Linked DNA regions of Homo sapiens: region 2 is linked to region 1. The links are chromatin contacts, found by Hi-C or POLR2A ChIA-PET in ENCODE. All regions are on one chromosome and are shown on one strand. The core of a region is the stretch at or near the end of the contact, and the rest is flanking DNA. Distances in the headings are between cores, read along the strand shown. Region 1 has its middle 130 kb from the start of VOPP1-DT. Region 2 holds the start of MRPS17 (mitochondrial ribosomal protein S17).

Evidence for each region. Hi-C counts contacts between places; a loop is a spot of excess contacts on that map. ChIA-PET counts read pairs that join two places held with the same protein, here RNA polymerase II (POLR2A). Pooled maps may share reads with other maps.
Region 2: a loop to region 1 is called in a pooled map, with 3 times the contacts of the local background. The contact joins the promoter of MRPS17 here to the enhancer-like site in region 1. A Hi-C loop is called at or near these places in 1 of 37 single-sample maps with no recorded cell type and 4 of 50 pooled maps. POLR2A ChIA-PET finds 5 or more read pairs at or near these places in 1 of 52 experiments (activated CD4-positive, alpha-beta T cell).

The regions. Positions count from the first base shown.
Region 1 is chr7:55,696,765-55,703,476 of GRCh38, reverse strand. It overlaps the pseudogene FKBP9P1. Among named protein-coding and RNA genes, the nearest start is that of VOPP1-DT, 130 kb to the right of the region's middle. Within about 2 kb of position 4,161, at least 3 of the 41 ENCODE cell types and tissues checked have a DNase peak (open chromatin) inside an H3K27ac peak, as active enhancers do.
Region 2 is chr7:55,948,370-55,955,081 of GRCh38, reverse strand. MRPS17 (mitochondrial ribosomal protein S17) reads right to left here and starts at 3,205. Exons shown (of 3, transcript NM_015969.3): 1 at 3,152-3,205; 2 at 1,764-1,903; 3 at 1-173. The coding sequence starts at 1,886. RefSeq lists an enhancer at 3,093-3,152.

The DNA.
Region 1 (6,712 bases), core at 2,912-5,411:
TTTATTAGAATTTTTATTTTCAAAAGTAATATGTTCTTTTTTTTTGAGACAGAGTCTCACTCTGCTGCCCAGGCTGGAGTGCAGTGATGTGATTGCAGCCCACTGCAACCTCCACCTCCCAGGTTCAAGCAATTCTTCTGCCTCAGCCTCCAGAGTAGCTGGGACTACAGGTGTGCACCATCACCTGTAGTGATGCAAAAAAATTTGCCCGACTAATTTTTTTGTATTTTTAGTAGAGATGAGGTTTCACCATGTCGGCCTGGCTGGTATCAAACTCCCGGCCTCAAGTGATCCACTCGCCTGGGCCTCTCAAAGTGCTGGGATTACAGGCATGAGCCACCGTGCCAGGCCAGAGATAATATGTCCTAATTGCATAATGGAAACAATGCAAAAATGTATAGCAAAAAATGTAAATTTCCTGTCAGCCCCTTCCATTCTCACTACCATGAGATAACCAGTGTTAACAACGTTCTGCAGTTTCTCTCTATGCTCATAAATGCTTTCATATTTAAGTCTTTAATCCATCTGGAATTTATTGTGGTATCACTGTGACAGGAAGGATTTAACTTTATTTTTTTCCATATGGTTAGCTAGTTTTTCCAACATCCGTCATGAATGACTCTATCATTTCCTCACTGCCCTAAAAGGTGATTTTTGTTATGAACTAAATTCTTATATGTACTTTTGAGTCTTTGTGTAGAATTTTTATCTTTTACCTTCTATCTATTCCTAGGGCAGCATCACACCTTTAACTATGATTAACTAGTGTTAGCTTTTTAATTTGTATAGTAGAGGGCATTCTTTTTCTTTTTTAAAAAATAACTTTTTTTTCTACTAAGTGATGCATTGACATGATTTAAAACCCTGGAAGTATGAAAAGGTATACAATGACAAATTTCCCTCCTATCCTTGTCCCACCTCCCCTCTTCGTAGGGAACCAGTGTTATTAATTTCTTTTTCTTTCTTTCTTTCTTTTTTTTTTTCTGAGACGGAGCCTCGCTTCTTTGCCCAGGCTGGAGTGCAATGGTACGATCTCGGCTCACTGCAACCTCTGCCTCCCAGGTTCAAGCGATTCTTCTGCCCTCAGCCTCCCGAGTAGCTGGGATTACAGGCACATGCCACCAGGCCCGGCTAATTTTTTTAGTATTTTTAGTAGAGATAGGGTTTCAACATGTTAGGCCGGACTGGTCATGAACTCCTGACCTCAAGTGATCACCCACCTCGGCCTCCCAAAGTGCTGGGATTATAGGTGTAACCCACTGCCCCTGGCCCAGTGTTATTAATTTCATAGGTGTTCCATACATATATAATGAAGTACATATATGTATATATTTCCTTCTTAATTTTTTACAAGAATGATAGCTTGCTATATACTGCACCTTAAAAACAGCATTCTTAATTATTTCTTTTTTCAGATGAATTTTAGCATTACTTTACTGAGCTCCCTACCACCACCAGATACACACCCCCAGGATTTTGATTGGAATTGCTTTAAAATTTGTAAGTTAGTTTGGGCCAGCCGTGGTGGCTTAGGCCAGGCATGATGGCTTACACCTGTAATCCCAGCACTTTGGGAGGCCAAGGCAGGTGGATCACTTGAAGACAGGAGTTCAAGACCAGCCTGGCCAACATGGTGAAACCCCGTCTCTACCAAAAATACAAAAATTAGCTGAGTGTGGTGGTGCATGCCTGTAACCCCAACTACTTGGGAGGCTGAGGCAGGAGAATCGCTTGAACCCGGGAGACGGAGGTTGCAGTGAGCCAAGATCTTACCATTGCATTCCAGCCTCAGCGACAGAGTGAGACTGTGTCTCAAAAAAAAGAAAAGATAAAAGAACTTATAAGTTAGTTTAGGGGAGGACTGACGACTTTGCTTTTCTATTGGGGAACAGGATGGTTTTGCATTTACTTGTTTTTAACTTTTATTCAGCATTCACTACAATTCAAGCCCACCCCGCCATTCCGTCTCTCCTTCTGAGGCTCTTATATCCTGCCTCTCGGCTTGGCCCTTGCTGCCAGACCATTGCTCTTCCCTTAGGCAGATCCCACAGCCTTCGGTGTCTGCTATCTCCCCTCTGCCATGGAATCTTTGCAACTATTCCAGTGGGCAGCAATCCCCGCTGTGGGTACCTGCCATCTCTCTCACTACTTGGTGTCCCTTTGTCGGGAGCCCACCACGTAGGTATCCTTCTCTTCCCTGAATGTCTGGCAGTGGCTGCACATTGCTGGTGATCCCCAGGGTCCTGCAGGTGGGAACCTCGGGAGGGTGAGCCCTGCTCTGGCTGAAGCATGCTGGGAGCCGACACGGTCCTCCTCTTCCCTGCTGTGTTCCCCTCCAGGCCTTCCTGGCCAGTGCACCAGGAGGAGGCCTGGAGCTGCTCAGCGTGGGGTGCTGTTCTCAGTGGGTGGGAAGGGGGACTCACAGCCTCGTCTGGGAGTTTATGTGGACAATCTCCTGCTTCCTGGGTGAGGAGAGACATCTGTTGTGATTCTTTCTTTGTGCCCCATGACTTTGTGGTCTCTGAGGGGTATTGAGAAGGGAGAACCCCCACAGCTCTGCCTGTGTATCAGCCTGGCCCCGCTTGGCGGTCCCTCTTCTCCAGGGCATCATGCCCTGGCTTTGAGGTGAGGGAAGGGCAGGACCGATTGGCTCTTTCAGGACAGGCTTTCTGCCTCATCGGCACCAGGTGGTGTGGGGAAGGGGTGCAGGTCACGTGGTCCAGTTTGATAGTGGACTTGTGGCATATGAAGTTTTATTATTTTATTCTGGAATCATTATGCTGTGGGGAATTGATTCCTCTTTTTACCAAACTCATGGTAATAGACTCACTCGGCAGTTTACACACAGGCTGGATCTCTCCACTGAGTGGACTTGGGGCTCCTGCCAGGAGCACTTGGAAAACCCAAGTATTCACCAGGGTGGCGGGGTGAGCAGGGATGATAGTGGGGGCCTTTTGTCGGGCTGTGGTGGAGAGTGCGGAATTCATTACTCTCAGTGTGTATGCTGCTTTCCTGGCGATCGGAATCTTCATGTCAGGCTGGGTGCTATGGCTCAGGCCTGTAATTCCACACTTTCGGAGGCCAGCGCAGGCAGATCGCTTGAGCCCAGGAGTTCGAGACCAACCTGGGCAATGTGGTGAAACCCTGTCTCTACTAAAAATACAAAAATGAGCCAGGCATGGTATTGAATGCTGTAGCCCCAGCCACTTGAGGGGCTGAGGTGGAAGGATCACTTGAGCCCAGGAGGTTGAGGCTGCAGTGAGCTGAGACCAGACCACTTCACTCCAGCCTGGGAGACAGAGCAAGACCCTGTCTCAAAAAAAAAAAAAAATTAAAAAGTAATTAGAAAATAAAAACAGAATATTCATGTCCCACATATGCAGATATTTTCTCTTTAGATATTGGAGACATTATCCTTGTGACACATTCGTAGTTTCTGATAAGGGCTACGTTCGATTCTGTTTTTTGTTTTCAAGATAGGGTCTCACTCTGTCACCCACGCTGGAGTGCAGTCTTGTGATCTTGGCTCACTGCAACCTCAACCTCTCCGGCACAAGCAGTCCTCTGACTTCAGCCTCCTGAGTAGCTGGGACTATAGGTGTGTGCCACCACATCCAGCTAAGTTTTGTAATTTTGTAGTGACAGAGTTTTGCCATGTTGCCCAGGCTGGTTGAGAGCTTGATTGTTTTCATTAACTTGACGTGGTTATAGAGTGTACAGGCTGGGCACGGTGGCTCATGCCTGTCAACCCAGCACTTTGGGAGGCCGAGGCAGGAGGATCACGTGATCCAGGAGCTCAAGACCAGGCTGAGCAACATAGTGGGACCCCATCTCTACAAAAAAAAAAATTTATTACCTAGGTGTGGTAGCATGTGCTTGTAGTCTCAGCTACTTGGGAGGCTGAGGTGGGAGGATTGCTTGAGCCTGGGAGGTTGAGGCTGCAGTGAGCTGTCTATGATGGTGCCACTGCACACCAGCCTGGGTGACAGAGTGAGACCTTGCCTCAGAAAAAGAAAGTATAGCGTTCAATTTACATTAGCTCCATTTCTGTGTGGTGCTTCTCATAACCCACACTGCATTCATAACCTGACGAAACTGGAGGGCCACACGGCGTGTCTCTACAGGTGGCTGTTCACATGCTGTGTGGGGGTTCCTATTTACCCTTCCAGGGGAGCATGTTTCCTGGCTGTGTCATCAGATACTGTGGTTTACGCTGTTCCGGAGTCTGGAGGCCTCTGTGTGCCTTTGCATCTCTTTCCCAACTAATTTGCACAGCTGCTGTGGAGGCCCTCATGAATGACCTCTTTCTTTCCTTTCTTCTTTTCTAGCTACTCTCAGAACCGCACGTTTGACACGTACATTGGGCAGGGCTACGTGATTCCTGGGATGGATGAAGGTCTACTTGGTGTTTGCATTGGAGAGAAGCGAAGGATTGTGGTCCCCCCTCACCTGGGGTATGGAGAGGAAGGAAGAGGTGAGCATCAGCCTCACCTGCCTTCCTCACTAACTGTGGCTGCTTCCACATTGCTTGGAACAGGGCTTCTTTTTCTTTTTCTTCTTTCTTTTTGAGATAGGGTCTCCCTCTGTCGAACAGGCTGGAAAGTGTAGTGTGTGATCATCTTGTACTATGGCCTGAACTCTTGGCCTCAAGTGATCCTCTTGCCTCAGCCTTCGGAGTAGCTGGCACTACAGGCACGCACAACCGCACCCTGCACAGAGCTTCTTGAGAGCCAAAATATTGAAGCTAAAGTCCAGCTTAAGACTGGAATCCCCAAATAGGTTTAGTTTCTAGAGTTGTCCTGTTATTTCTCCTTGTTTCTCTGCCCATTTTCCTTTACCTTTTGAAAATGTTAAATCCTACACCAAAGTCGAAAGCACGTTACAGTGAATTCCACTTTGTGTTGCCAATTGTTAACATTTTGCTATATTTGATCTCTTTTTATATTTATTTATTTATTTTAGGCTGAGCCATTGAAAGTAAGTGCAAAAGCCCCTCTTTGGTTTTTGTTTTATGTATTATAGAATTCACCCATTTAAGTATACAATTTAGTGACTTTTAGAACATTTAGTGGGTTATGTAGCCATCACTATAATCCTGTTTTAGAACATTTTTGTCACCCTCATACCACACTTCCTTTTAAAAGTTACACAAATCATACATGTTGACTTAGGAAAAGAAAATACAGTTAAGCAAAGAAATCCTGCCACCCAGAAATAAATATTTTTTTTCCTTTTTTTCTTTTTTTTTTTTTTTTTTTGAGTCTCATTCTGTCACCCAGTCTGGAGTACAGTGGCACGATCTTGGCTCACTGCAACCTCTGCCTCCTGGGTTCAGGTGAGTCTCATGCCTTAGCCTCCCAAGTAGCTGGGACTACAGGCATGTGCCACCACGCCTGGCTAATTTTTTTTTAAATTTTCAGTGGAGACGGGGTTTCACTGTGTTGGCCAGGCTAGTTTCAAACTCCTGGCCTCAAGTGATCTGCCCACCTTGGCTTCCCAAAGTGCTGGGATTATAGATGTGAGCGCCATGCCATGCCAGAAATAAATATTGTTAATCTTAATCTGGTAGGCAGAATATTCAGCCCCTCCAAGTATCTATGTTCTAATCCCCAGAACCTGTGAGTATGTTACCTTACTTTATTTTGTTTTGAGACAAAGTCTTGTTCTGTTGCCCAGGCTGGAGTGCGGTGGTAAGATAAGCTCCTAACTCACTGCAGCCTCCAGCTTCTGTGTTAAAGTGATCCTCCTGCATCAGCCTCCTGAGTAGCTAGGACTACATGTGTGTGCTACCATGCACGGCTAATTCAAAAGCAATTTTTTTTTTTTTTTTGTAAAGACAGACATGGTCTTGCTATGTTTCCCAGGCCTGTCTGGAACTCCTGAGCTCAAGCAATCCTCCCACCTTGGCCTTCTGAAGTGCTGGGATGACAGGTGTGAGCCACCATGCCTAGCCTCCTGTTACCTTAATAAAAGGGACTTTACAGATTTGATAAAGGATCTTGAGATAGGAATAGTATCCTAGATTATCCAGGTGGCCTCAAAATACTTGCAACAGTCTTTGTAAAAGGGAGGCAGGCGGTCAGACCGGGGAAAAAGTGCTAAACTGCTGACTTAGAAGATACAGAAGGAGGACCCTGTCAGGGAATGAAGGTGGCCCCGAGAGGCTGGAAAAGATGGAAACACATTCTCCCCGGCAGCCTCCAAAAGGAACACATATCCCTAACAATACCTTGAATTTATGCTTCTGCCTTCCAGAATTAGGGGAATCCGTTTGCGTTGTTTTAAGCCAACAGGTTTGTGGTATTTTGCTGCAGCAACAGTAGGAAACAAATGCAGCCATGAAGTGAATGTCCTTCTGTACCTTTGAGTGTATGTATAGGTTTAAAAAAAAAATGCCCACCTACACTAATCAATACGGACAAACACGGGATTGTCTATGCGTATTACTTTGTGATTTCTCTCTTCATCCAATTTGTGGTGAACAACAGATACGTTGTGAACAACTTTCTATGCTATGTATTTTAATGGCTGCTCCCTCGCTTAGGAATAGTTGATGCAGTATTTATTTTGTTTTCGTATTCTTTTGCTGATGGAGGCTGGCCTTGCTGGCTGTACATTTATTTTGTTAGTTCTGTTCTGTTTTTTTGTTGATACATCATATGTATCTTGAGAGTTTTCCCAGTAGTGTTCATCCCAGAGGATCCAAGAAACG
Region 2 (6,712 bases), core at 1,956-4,455, 250 kb before region 1:
GGCTTTCCTGTCACTGGATCTATGACTTTTCCAACTTTGAAAACGATCTCAGCCAGTTCATGTTTCACATGCTTTGCTCGTGGAACAGGTAAAGCTCTGAGAAGCACAATATCCCCAACTGTGCACTGCTGAAGGGCATCGTGAGCAAAGTAGGTTTTCCGCTTATTAAAATACTGTTGAGAGAGGGAGAGAAGCAAATCAGTAGTTCCCATCTGTGACCTGGTAATGTAATATGTAATATGAAAAAGTAACGTATGGAAAACAAGCCAGGACTTAGGAAAAGATAAGATACTAAGGAGGCTTCTAGTACAAAAATTAGAGCCTGAGTGATATAGTGAGACAATCCAGTGAGATGGATTCTCGCTCTGTTGCCCAGGCTGGAGTGCAATGGCACGATCTCAGCTCACTGCAACCTCCGCCTCCCAGATTCATGAGATTCTCCTGCCTCAGCCTCCCAAGTAGCTGGAATTACAGGTGCCTGCCACCATGCCCGGCTAATTTTTTGTATGTTTTTTTAGTAGAGATGGGGTTTCACCATGTTGGCCAGGCTGGTCCTGAACTCCTGACGTCAGGTGATCCACCTGCCTCGGCCTCCCAAAGTGCTGGGATTACAGGCATGAGCCACCGCGCCCAGCCTAGAATCACCTATTCTTTATAACAACCCTGTTGCAGCAGGTACATATGAGAAAAGTTCAGGGAGGTTAAGCCATGTGTGTAGCTGGTAAACAAGAGTCAGTATTCAAACTAAGGTCTCCCAAAGGTCAAGGATCATGCAGTCACTCTTCAGCTTGCTCCTGTGTTTCTAATCCTTGATAATGACCAGCATTGGTACCCACCTGTGTGCTGAACTTTGGATGTGAAACCATCCTTGGCACCTATCCGTCCCCTGGGCACAGCAAACAAATCAATGACTCTGTCCTTCCTGAAATATTTTTTCCACTCCATCCCCACTACATCAACTTTAGTTCAGGTCCTTATTTCCATCCTAGACTTTTGCAGCAGCCTCTTTGCCCATTCCCTTACCTCCAGTCTTCATCCCTACCCGTGTTTCCAAGCCTGTCTTTGGGTTCAAGCAGGGATCCCCAACCCCCAGGGCAGCAGACTGATACCATTCAGTGGCCTGTTAGGAACAGGGCCGCACAGCAGGAGGTGAGTGGCGTTGAGCCAGCATGAGTATTACCGCCTGCGCTCCACCTCCTGTCAGATCAGCAGCGGCATTAGATTCCTATAGGAGCACAAACCCTATTGTGAATTGTGCATGGTAGGCAGAGTTTTGCTCTTGTCCAGGATGGAGTGCAATGGTACAATTGTGGCTCATTGCAACCTCCGCCTCCCGGCTTCAAGAGATTCTCCTGCCTCAGCCTCCAGAGTAGCTAGGATTACAGGTGCGCACCACTATGCCCAGCTAATTTTTGTATTTTTAGTAGAGACGGGGTTTCACCACGTTGGCCAGACTGGTCTCGAACTCCTGATCTCAGGTGATCCAACCGCATCGGCCTCCCAAAGTGCTGGGATTACAGGTGTGAGCCACCTCATCCGGCCAGTACTTTGCATACAGAATGACTACAGCAGTTAGAGTGGATTGACATTAACTGTTTTCTTGGAATGTGTAAACCGTGTTATACCTACAGACCAGCAAAATGCCTGGCTCAAAGCAGATGAGAGACAAGACATCTTTACTGAGAGATAAATGTTTTTTTGCTTAGGACCCAGGACATGGTGGTGATTTACCAAAGCCACCCGGAAACAAGAATGTTTCTCACCTTTAATAAATAGGGATCCAGAACAAGCCTGGTCACTCTCACTTTAGCAGTCTTTTGCATTTTTGTCCCAATCACCTTCCCCACAATCCATCTGGCATGGACGGATGAGCGAACTACGGACATTACGTGGCTTTGGTCACCTGAAAAGCAAATTCCAAAGTCTCATATTCTGGTGGTTATGATGCCACATGAATTTTGTCACAAGAACTGTCCAGGTTAGTCCAGAAACAGTTTTTTTCTTTTTCGTTCCCCCCTCCACCCAGAAACAGTTTTGTTTTGTTTTTTTTTAGATGTAGTCTCTCTCTGTCGCCCAGGCTGGAGTGCGGTGGTGCGATCTTGGCTCACTGCAAACGCCGCCTCCTGGGTTCACGCCATTCTCCTGCCTCAGCCTCCCGAGCAGCTGGGACTACAGGCGCCCGCCACAACGCCCGGCTAATTTTTTTGTATTTTTAGTAGAGATGGAGTTTCACCGTGTTAGCCAGGATGGTCTTGATCTCCTGACCTCGTGATCCGCCCGCCTCGGCCTCCCAGAGTGCTAGGATTACAGGCGTGAGCCACCGCGCCCGGCCATATGTATTTTTCTTTAGATGAAGTTTAGTTCTTTCGCCCAGTCTGGAGTGAAGTGGCGCGATCTCGGCTCACTGCAACCTCCGCCTCCCGGGTTCAAGCGATTCTTCTCCCTCAGCCTCCCGAGTAGCCGGGACTACAGGCCCGCACCACCACGCCGAGCTAATTTTTGTATTTTTAGTAAAGACAGAGTTTCACCATGTTGGCCAGACTGGTCTCGAACTCCTGACCTCAGGTGATCCGCCCGCCTCAAGCCTCCCAAAGTGCTGGGATTAAGAGGCGTGAGCCACCGCGCCCGGCTTGAATCACCATTTCAGAGATGCTTACACGTTCCCCACTACCCAACCTCTCATCTTTACAGCGCTTACAAAGCGGTAACTTTAACTTCGCCAAGCCTCACGTTCCCCTTCTGCAAAATGGGCAGGCCTATTTCGCAGGAGTGCTTTGAGAATTTGACCCACAGAACGCTCAATACCACGGACAAACGCTGGACGTTACTGGTCCCTTATCTCTCTCCACCCCGCTGGGTCGCCTCTCCCCACAGGCTCAGTGCCCAGGTAGCACTCGGCGGGGCCGCCGCGGTGTCCCCCTCCCCGGCCCAGCGACGGATGACTTGGGCTGCTTTTGAGATCAGTTCACAAGCCATTCCACCAGGCTTCGGAAAGGTTGGGGTGATTCGTGCCCTCGCCCCAGACAACCCCGAGGTCAGACGAAGCGATTCGCTCTCAGGGCTCTCACGCGAGGGTGCCTTGGGTCCCCAGCAAATCCTCCCCCGGCAGCAATACCCCGGAGCCTGCCCTCACCTCCACCACGAGACTCACCTCCGCCAAGACTATGCAGCCACCTGCCCCGGGGAGCGCCGGTCGCAGCGGGATGGCGTCACGCCGTACGCATTGGCTCAGTCCCACACTACCCCTCTCGTAGGCCGTGCATCTCCTTAGCCGTGGGCGGAGTTAAAGGCAGGACCCCGCCCACTCTCCCTTAAAGGGACCCGCGGCGGTGGCGGGGTCGGGGGCGCTGACCTCTGGTTTCCTAACGCGCGCAGCTAGTGGACAGTGGCGCAGGAGGTTTCGGACTTTTCTTTCATTCTTTTGTTTTGTTTCTTTTTTTTTTTTTTTTTTTTGAGACGGAGTCTCGCTCTGTCGCCCAGGCTGGTGTGCAGTGGCGCGATCTCTGCTCACTGCAACCTCTGCCTCCCGGGTTCAAGCGATTCTTCTGCCTCAACCTCCCAAGTAGCTGGGATTACAGGCGTGCACCACCATGCCCAGCTAATTTTTGTATTTTTAGTAGAGACAGGGTTTCACATGTTGGCCAGGCTGGTCTCGAACTCCTGGCCTTAAGTGATCCAACCACTTTGGCCTTTCAAAGTGTTGGAATTACAGGCGTGAGCCACCGTGCCTGGCCTAAAAGTGTTTTTTTTTTTTTTTTTTTTGAGACAGGGTCTCACTCTTGTTGCCCAGGCTGGAGTGCAGTGGCATGATCTTGACTCACTGCAACCTCTGCCTCCTGGGTTTAAGGGATTCTCCTGCCTCAGCCTCCTGAGTAGCTGGGACTACAGGCATCTGGCACCACGTCCAGCTAATTTTTTTTATTTTTAGTAGAGACGGGATTTCACCATGTTGGCCAGGCTGTTCTTGAACTCTTGGCCTCAAGTGATCCACCTATTTCGGACTCCCAAAGTTCTGGGATTACAGGCATGAGCCACTGTGCCTGGCTGGTCCAGATTTACCTATACTTTCCCTGACCAGTTATTGTATCAGAAGTTTTTCAAACGAAAAATATCAGTGGGGAGTGGTACTTAGCAACAAAGCTCTGAGTGCTAGGTGAGCAACTTGCTACTGGGATTTTCCTGCCTGTAGGCTATTTCAGCAGATGTAGCTATCGATACATTGAAACATACACACACGCACACACACACCTACCTTTAAACAGCAGTGGGTTTCTTTCTTTTTTGGGACGGAGGCTGTCTCTGTCGCCCAGGCTGGAGTGCACTGGCGCGATCTCGGCTCACTGCAAGCTCCGCCTCCCGGGTTCACGCCATTCTCCTGCCTCAGCCTTCCGAGTAGCTGGGACTACAGGCGCCTGCCACCAGGCCGGCTAATTTTTTGTATTTTTTTTAGTGGAGACGGGGTTTCACCGTGTAAGCCAGGATGGTCTCGATCTCCTGACCTCGTGATCCGCCCGTCTCGGCTTCCCAAAGTGCTGGGATTACAGGCATGAGCCACCAGTGGGTTTCTTCTTTTGCTTCACCAGTTCCGTATTTTTATCTCCTTTCTTCCACAGTTAGAACTCTGGTCCCTACCCCGACAACATCAATGATTAATGCTAAATCCTATAGTATACACTATATGCTTTTGGAGTTGTACTAACAATATCCCGACTAAAAACAAACTTTCTAAGTGATGCGTGAGATTATTTTTTGTGGTTCTTTTTGTCCTTAGAGTGTACAATGACAGCACTGTGTTCAACATTTCTTGGGATTCTTTTTTTTTCTTCTGTGTGGTTGTAACAATATTCTATACAATTAGATTTTTTTTTTTTTTTCAGACGGAGTCTCGCTCACAATCTCGGCTCACTGCAAGCTCTGCCTCCTGGGTTTACGCCATTCTCCTGCCTCAGCATCCCGGGTGGCTGGGACTACAGGCACCCGCCACCACGCCCGGCTAATTTTTCTTGTATTTTTAGTAGAGATGGAGTTTCACCGCGTTAGCCAGGATGGTCTCCATCTTGTGACCTAATGATCCGCCCGCCTCGGCCTCCCAAAGTGTTGGGATTACAGGCGTGAGCCACCGTGCCTGGCCTTCATTTTTATATGTTTGTATACAATTTTGTATTCGAGGATAGGAAAAACCATATCCTTTTAATCTTATTTTTTGAATGTGTAAATCATTAAAATGGTTCAAAAATTAAAACTTTAAGGCTGGGCGCAGTGGCTCACGCCTATAATCCCAGCCCTTTGGGAGGCCGAGGCATGCGGATCACCTGAGGCCAGGAGTTCGAGATCAGCCTGTGGCAACATGGTGAAACTCCATCCCTACTAAAAATACAAAAATTAGCTGGGCATAGTGACACACGCCTGTAATCCCACCTACTCAGGAGGCTAAGGCAGGAGAATCGCTTGAACCTGGAAGGTGGAGGTTGCAGTGAGCGGAGATGGTGCCAGTGCACTCCAGCCTGGGTGAGGGAGTGAGACTCTGTCTCAAAAAAAAAAAAAAAAAAAAAAAAAAAAAGGGACGGGAAGGGAGGGGGGAAGGGAAGGGGAGGGGAGGGGAGGGGAGAAGGAAGGACTAAAACTTTAAAAAGATACAAGCAGAGAAATTTCATTCCATTCCCAATCTTTTTGATCTTGTTCTTGTTTCCCATAGGTAACTAATTTATTAGTTTCTGGTTTGGCCTGCTTATATTTCTTTTTGCAAAGATTGTATATATTCTCTTACAAAAGTAACATTCTATGTAGACTGCTTTGTATTTGCCCTTTTCACTTAACATATCCTGGAAGAATCGCTCCAAATCAGCTTCTGGAGTGTACTGAACATGCTGATCTTTCTTTTCAGTTGCACAGAACTTTACTATGTGAATGTACAATAGTCTTTTTTTTTTTTTTTTGAGACAGAGTCTCACTCTGTCACTGAGGCTGGAGTGCAGTGGGGTGATCTTCGCTCACTGCAACCTCTGCATCCTGGGTTCAGGTGATTCTCCTCCCTCAGCCTCCCGAGTAGCTGGGATCACAGGCACTCGTCACCATACCCGGCTAATTTTTGTATTGTTAGTAGAGACAGGGTTTCATCTTGTTGGCCAGGCTGCTCTTGAACTCCCGACCTCAAATGATCCACCTGCCCTGACCTCCCAAAGTGCTGGGATTACAGGCGTGAGCCACTGCACCCAGCCTTATTCATTATTGACCTAAAAATATATATTTTTTTCTTACTAGGTACGAGCATATGTACACACACACATATATATGTATGTGTATATAGATTTGTTCCTGTTTAATCAAGAAATAATAAACATTGGGGTGCTAGGCAAGCCAAGTAATCTTGGAAAAAGTTACTTCAACAAAGTAGAAAGATGGTCTAACAGTTAAAATAGTTACTTCAACAAAGTAGAAAGACGGTCTAACAGTTAATTGGCTCTAATGATTACATACAATAATAACCAAGGAGAAGCAGGATTCAACAGTGTGTTTCAAAATGATTAAGCAGCCAAATGTTCTACAATGAAAAGCTGACTACAAAAACTGCACTCTTCACGAAGAAGGAGCTGGATGGCCTTTTGATTATACAAATAAGGAATATAAAGGCTTTGGAATAATGCTAGCTAAAAAGATCATTATGTCCTGTCAAAAAAATGACCAGACAATGGCTAGATACTTTTGGGAAAGT